Linked DNA regions of Homo sapiens: region 2 is linked to region 1. The links are chromatin contacts, found by Hi-C or POLR2A ChIA-PET in ENCODE. All regions are on one chromosome and are shown on one strand. The core of a region is the stretch at or near the end of the contact, and the rest is flanking DNA. Distances in the headings are between cores, read along the strand shown. Region 1 holds the start of SPC25 (SPC25 component of NDC80 kinetochore complex). Region 2 holds the start of PHOSPHO2-KLHL23 (PHOSPHO2-KLHL23 readthrough).

Region 1 (3,558 bases), core at 573-3,072:
AATATATTGATAGGTTAGTTGTGGAAGGTGGGAGAAGGTGTAACATAGGATGTTCTTTCTTAAACTGTATAGTATGTCAATGTTTATTCCTATATATAAGCACATGTATATGTGTTAATGTGTATGTATTTGTGTGTGTATGTGTCTATATATATGTATATATATATATTTTAATTTTTAATTTTTTTTTTAAATCTTTTGTAGAGACAGGGTTTCACCATGTTGCTTGGGCTGGTCTTCAACTCCTGAGCTCGAGGGATCCACCCAACTTGGCCTCCCAAAGTGTTGGGATTACAGGCATGAGCCACTACATGTACGTGTGTGTGTGTGTGTGTGTGTGTGTGTGTGTGTATATATATATATATACACACACACATATATATGTATATATATACACATATATGTATATATATACACATATATATACATATATATATACACATATATATACATATATATATACACATATATATACATATATATACACATATATATATACACACACACAACATATACACACTTGTGTACACAAAATACATTGTCTTACTTGTATGAGAGATTTCATGATAAAGATGTTTTATCTAAAAAAAACCCCATGATTTATACTTTTTCACATACGATTTTGATATTCCAGAAACATCTCAACCATTCGTTCTTCTTCCTTTAATTTCACAGACAGCTTTTCTGAAAGAGAAATTGAACTTTCAATTCAGCTGCAATAACACTAAAAAATAAACTAGAACAGCAAAACCAGCATGTTACAAGTTAACACTAGGTACCTGCAAATGCTTTGATGGAATCCTTGTAGGTATCTCTTAGTCCCGCCATCTGACAGGAGGTGTCCGTACTTTTGAATTTATTCCAAAATTCATTTATGCTTTTATCGAAAAGTGCCAGTTCGTCCTCTACCATTATGTAGGACAATGCTAAAAACAGAATACATATTGCATTTTTTAAGTTACTGAAATCAAATCACCCACATATTCCAATCGGGTATACAGTATTTTGGCAATTTGTCCTTTGCTAGAAAATAGCAACTTATCTTTAATTCTAGGTATTCAAGGGTAGATCAAGCCACCTGGGCTTAACTGTTGTTAACGTGCAGCAATAATTCAGGACACCTTTACCTCCTAGCAGCTTGTTAGTAGGTAAGTGTAACTGCACAGGACACTCACACGCACTATGACCCTGGGTCCATTTTCTCACAAGTAAAACTGTTGACTTCTGAAACCCCTGATCCAACTCTAACCCTTTCTGAACAGAGATCATCAGGATAGCCAGGTGGCCGGCACCCTCCCATAGAATAAGACCCCACACATCTATCCTGTCTCTCTCCTCCACCTCAGAACAGTAAAAGTTAACAGTAAAATAGGGACTAAGGTGGGAGTTTAGTAGGTTCCGTCGAGGATGTATACAAGTCACCTCGGGCCTCAGTATCCTCTGTAAAAGGAGGTCCTGGGAGAATCCTGGACCCACCAGTACTCTGCGACGCTAAAACCTTCCCAGGAGGACCAAAGATACCTCCTGCAGTGAAACCCAGAACGCTTTGGGTTCGCAGCTGCCCACCCCACCAGGCTGTGAGGCCCAAACAGCAACAAGATGCGCATTTCACAAACGCCGCCGCAAATACACACATCCCGCCCTCAAATTCACTTTCCCTTATTGCGACAGGGGGGCCAAGGAGCCCAGCTCGGCGCCCAACTCCCTTACCTTCGCAGGCAGGCCTGAGTCCCGCCGCCTTCCCCACACCAGATCCGCGCCCACTCTAGCCAACAGCCGGACTCTAGGCTCAGCTCCCGCAGCCCCGCCAACTTTCCGATTTCAAACCTAGTGCACTTCCCGCCACCCGCCTCCAGGCGCAGGCTGGCCTTCTGATTGGCCGATAGCGCAGGCTCTCCTTGACAGGATTGGTTGAACTCACCCTTGGATTCTCGAGGGGAAAATGGGGGAACAGGGCATTCTGGGATTCGTAGTTCTTTTCTGAACAACAGCCAGAGTCTCCGCTGTGACCCGAAAGTATTAATAGCACCCGAAGGGCTCGCCCACGACAAGTCATTTATCGGCTTCAAATAAAGGTTTCTGGAACAAATACAGATATTGACCTTTAATCGTATCTTTTGCAACAAATACATCCTCTTCTTTGTATTCACCTTGTAAAGTTGACTTCAATTGTGAGTGGGCAGAAACATTCAGATGGTCCTCAGAATAGGTTTTTACTGCTTACAAAAATATTCCTTCTTTTCTACTCCCCCAGCTTCTCTAACAATGTTTTTGAGGCCTAATAGAACACTATGTTACTATCTTGCAGAAGTGGAAGAAACTAGAGCACTATCAAAATCACCTGCTATTTCCTTGAGGACAGGAATGAGGCACAAGGTATTCAACTAGGATTTGCCAGAGTAGACAAGCTGCAGGGAATCAGCGTTGTCCAGAAACTCTGAAAGGTGACATAGATTCGGTATTTGAATCCTTCTTGGTAAAGCTGAGGAAGAAAGAAAACTAGGGAAAGAACCTAGAGAATATGCTTTCTGAAGAATGGAAAATAAAGTTGGCTAAAATAATGAAGTCAAAGTTATTATTTTAATCTTAGACTATGATATGTTTGTGAAAATAAAGCCTCTTATTATACACCAAAAGGTCTTTACTATACTAGTTTCTTTTCATTTTCATCAACAATACAAACACCAACAAGAAGTAAATATGTAAAAAACATTCTCAGAGGACCAGATATTAGCCATTCTTTATCCAAGAACTAAATTAAGACCTATGAAATCAGGACAAGTTATTATGAATATTTAACACTTCACAATATACCCAAAAGTCACCTTGCAGCCTAGAGACTGCTATTAATACAGTTAGACATAGAGTTTACTATGATAAATCTCCTTTCATTTGCAAATATTTTCCCAAGAACTTCTAATTTTATATATCTGATACTATTTACCTTAAAGCAAAATTTTATGAGTTGAGCATCTCAGAATTTCAGCTGATTGAGTGCTGGTACTCATTTTTAGGGTTTTCTCAGTACCAAATTAGTGAAGACAGTATTTAAGAAGATTCATGGAAGAGGGCTGATTTGGTACCATGTTGATGAATTCCTCACTGGGTTTATACACTGGTCTTTATCAGACTGTTCAGTGAAGATTCTTGCTCTCTTTGGGTCTTCAGCTGAGGGGAGTGATTGCCCTACCAATGTGCTGTTTTTAGGGCAGCCTCAGGTTGTCTATTGTTTTTTATTCTGTGAGTGCTCCTCCCCAACCAGGATGTGAGGAAGAAGTTTGTCGTTTGTCAAAATTTTCATTTCTGAAAGACTGGCTGAATAATTTCTCTCTAATCCCCAAGGATAGCTAGAGACAACCAGCTCTTCTTTCTGCTCAGTACACAGAATAGGGCCTTCAGCTTTCTCAGCATTAAAAAGGGGAAAACAGACCCCCCGACCCATTATCATTCACACAACTCCACCATGACCACCACCACCATACTTACATACCTTTCATTTCAAACCAACCAGGGTTTATTGAGTTTCTATTTTGTGCCAGGTACTGAGCTGAGCACTGC
Region 2 (3,558 bases), core at 588-3,087, 800 kb after region 1:
CATTGGGGATTAAGTTCCCACACATGCCTCTGATAGCTGTGATATTTAAAATTGCCACTGAACATTTGACAAACATACTTGGTGAGTTTGAAGTCAGACTAAATAACAATAAGCCTCATGAGTGAGATTTTCCAAGGAACTATCAAACATGTCGAATAATAACAGTTGTCTGGCTTTGGAGTGGGTCAAATTCTGTTTTGTCCCCTCTACCAGTTGCTAAGTCACTATTTTTCACTGTGATTACTGTGGTTATCTAGGCTGACACGGGGCTGGGAGAAAAGTATAGGACTATGGCAAGTTAAAATGCCAAAAACCTTGCTGTTGTTACAAAAATCCAGCTGTTTTTCTTTAGTAAACACTCTACAAATTGTTGCAAGCCTTTGGTTAATTTCCAGAGTTCTGAAAAAGTCGATATTGATGATTTTTGCCACTGTTCTTGTTGATTTTATGGAGGAGAGGATTTCAGGCATAGATCCTATTTCACCATTCTGGCTGATGTCATCCCACTAAATCTTTATAAATTATTTATTTTACTAATAGCTGCACACATCTCTGAACCTCTCTCCAACTTAGCCTTCCCCTAAAAATGGAGATTAAAATTTAGCAGTGAGGCTCAGGTGGAAGCTTTTGAGCTAGTTGCCACAAAACATTATTTAACAACTATTAGGTAAATCTAAACCAGGTAGTGCAGAAATGCATATGCAGGAAAGTGAATGTGTGGGACTAATTGTGCTTTTCCAAAACTGGCCATGTTGGTACTGTTTCTTTCCTTTTACATGGCAAAAGTCCGCTGCTAACCTCATAAAACCTCCACTGCATAAATATCCACTAGTGAAGAATGACTGGCTGTCACTCTGCATCTGGTGCAGGGGGCACTATTGCTACAGAAGCTCGGGCAATGACATGAAGATACTTCAAATTGCCAAAGTTCTAGTTGTCACCATGACAACATTAATTGCTAATTTACAGACGTAAGAAACTGTTGTAGCTAGAATTGATAGAGTTCTTTAGAAGTCTATTTCTATTCCAAAATCAAATTGTTATAACAGGTCACCTGAATTACAGTACTTTATGTCACACGATTTTTTTTTAACTCTCTAAAAGCATTTGACTTAGAGAGAGACCTTATATTTACTTTAGAGAGGAGGAAATGGAGATATTTCCTTCAGAGACTTTTAGTAAAGACCAATCAGCAGGTTTGCAGAAGAGCCAAGCCTCTAAAGAGGTGACTTATATTTCCAAGAGATATTCCAATTCAATCAGTGAATAACAAACTTTAAGCGTGCGGGAAATTTAACAAAACCCAGACTCTCAGAGCTGCAACTGCGCAGTTTTAGGTCAGCTGGGGCTGGGGGTGGGGGTCTCTGATTTCCTATCTTTTCTCCACCCCTATTTCTGTAAACATTCTCCCACCCACTTCCACTCCCCGTTTCCCTCCTTCACCCATTCACCTGAGGGCAAGACGGCCTAACTTCACACAGAGCCCAAAGATGCTTATTGAGGATGCTTTCGACCTGGTGGAGTCCATTTCAAAAGGCAACTGAAGCCCTCATTCGGCATCCTCGCCTCTCACTCCATGCCGGGGGTCCAGAAACAATCCCTGTCCCTGGATAGGTCAGTTTAGCTCACCTGTACTTTCCTTCGCCCGTCCACAGCGCCGTCCAAACCGTACCAGCATCTCTGACGAGGTGTCCATGATGCTCCTAGATCTGGAAAAGTGACTGTGGCGCCAAGCGCCGCGGACGCCAGCCGGTGGAGTTGTTACTCGTACCACGCGGTTGCTTGGCAACGCCGCCGGAAGTGACGCCAGCCGTAGCCGAGGAACAAGGGAGGTGCTGCAGTTGGCGGTCGGGCTAGAGAAGAGAGGCGCCTGCGCTTGCGAGCTGGGCTTGTGAGTGGGGCTGCCGAGAGGGCAGGCGTGGGGCGAGGCCAAAGGACTGAACCCGCAGGAGCGTCACGGGCGCCGGGGCGGCTGCCGACGGCGGGACTGGGTCAGTGAGAAGCCCGTGGGCCCCCGCCCTGCCTGCTACTCCCATCCCCACCTGCGCGCTCCCCATGGGGGACGACCCCCGATTGGGTCCGATGCCTACCCTCGGGGTGGAGCCGGCAGGTGTGTGAGCGCGCGAGGCCTAGGCGTGGTGTGTGCGTCCGCAGATCTCCTCGCGGGTGGAGTGTGAGGAGCAAAGCCCTCCCTTAACTATAAAAACCCGCGGATTCGCTGACATAAACGCTGTTTTTTTAATCCTTTGGTTTCTGAGGCATGGTCAGGACTAGATGGGGCCAAGTTTTTTAAAAATAGGAATGTTAAAACGTAATGATATGCTTAGAATATTTACGTTAGGACCTTTGAGATATTTTAAATTTCTTGGTAAATACATGACCACAGAAATCTGTTAGGAGTAGCTGCGCGTTTGGTTTCAAAAGATGCTTTTCTAACACATTGATGTACAGATAACTTCATTACTAACAAGTTGGCTCTGACGTGTACACATAATGCACCAAATTGGAGTCTCTCAAAATGAAAGAACAAAAAGATTTTTAATAACGAATGTTCTAACACATAGTCGTGCTATTTTTCTTTAGGTTTTCTATCAGATGTTCCACGTAATAATGCTGGTAAGTATGGAATAATTAAGAAAATATTTGAAGACAGAAATTAGTTTGTGCACATACAGCGCTGGTAGGTTTTTGGAACTATACCTTAAAAAGTGTCAAGAACTGGGGGCCAGGCGCGGTGGCTCACGCCTGTAATCCCAGCACTTTGGGAGGCCGAGGCGGGCGGATCACGAGGTCAGGAGATCGAGACCATCCTGGCTAACACGGTGAAACCCTGTCTCTAGCAAAAATACAAAAAAATTAGCCAGGCGTGGTGGCGGGCGCCTGTAGTTCCAGGTACTCTGGAGGCTGAGGCAGGAGAATGGCGTGAACCTGGGAGGCGGAGCTTGCAGTGAGCCGACCATCGTGCCACTGCACTCCAGCCTGGGCGACAGAGCGAGACTCCGTCTCAAAAAAAAAAAAAGTTTCAAGAACTGGGAAGGAACAGAGATTTTTACCCTGTTTGCAGGCTAACTTAGCCTGGCAGTTTCATGGAAGACACAAGACTATTCATTTCAGGAATGAATTACTCCCAGCAGTAGCCAGTAAATCAGCAATTTCGCCTGAGTTCCCTAAAGCCCCAGTTCCCACAGGATAATGCAAAGTGGGCAAGAAGTCACCTAGATGTAGTGTGTGTCGAATTACAGGAAAGGAGCCCTGAGCTTAGGGAACCCAGATCTTTATCATTTGGACAAATAAGCATGTTTCTCAAGGCTGTCCAGTGTACAAACATCCTTGAGACAATAGTCTAGAGGAAAGGGCAGTCAGTAAGACATGCAGAACCACCAGAGACGCAGGGAAAATTGTCTCCCAACAACAATTTTCTGGAATTTTAACAAAATTGGTTACAAAAGTATTGAATCTCATGATTTGATGTCAGTTACTTGCCAATTTGACATGGTGGTCAGATATAATTTGACTTCAGACTCGAGATTCCAGCTCCAACCTGTGGATTGTCACAAC

The links. A loop is a pair of places that touch in the nucleus more often than their neighbours do. ChIA-PET counts read pairs that join two places held with the same protein, here RNA polymerase II (POLR2A). Pooled maps may share reads with other maps.
Region 2: a loop to region 1 is called in a pooled map, with 11 times the contacts of the local background. The contact joins the promoter of PHOSPHO2-KLHL23 here to the promoter of SPC25 in region 1. A Hi-C loop is called at or near these places in 6 of 50 pooled maps. POLR2A ChIA-PET finds 5 or more read pairs at or near these places in 2 of 52 experiments (PC-9 and activated T-cell).

The regions. Positions count from the first base shown.
Region 1 is chr2:168,888,608-168,892,165 of GRCh38, forward strand. SPC25 (SPC25 component of NDC80 kinetochore complex) reads right to left here and starts at 1,823. Exons shown (of 7, transcript NM_020675.4): 1 at 1,711-1,823; 2 at 780-926; 3 at 619-684. The coding sequence starts at 912. LOC124907904 (a long non-coding RNA gene) reads left to right here and starts at 2,024. Exons shown (of 2, transcript XR_007087287.1): 1 at 2,024-2,075; 2 at 2,309-2,636.
Region 2 is chr2:169,692,632-169,696,189 of GRCh38, forward strand. It overlaps PHOSPHO2-KLHL23 (PHOSPHO2-KLHL23 readthrough), which reads left to right and starts at 1,838. Exons shown (of 5, transcript NR_144936.2): 1 at 1,838-1,991; 2 at 2,584-2,616. CFAP210 (cilia and flagella associated protein 210) reads right to left here and starts at 1,774. Exons shown (of 9, transcript NM_001085447.2): 1 at 1,630-1,774. The coding sequence starts at 1,696. PHOSPHO2 (phosphatase, orphan 2) reads left to right here and starts at 1,838. Exons shown (of 4, transcript NM_001008489.4): 1 at 1,838-1,991; 2 at 2,584-2,616. RefSeq lists an enhancer at 1,557-1,736 and a silencer at 1,867-2,146.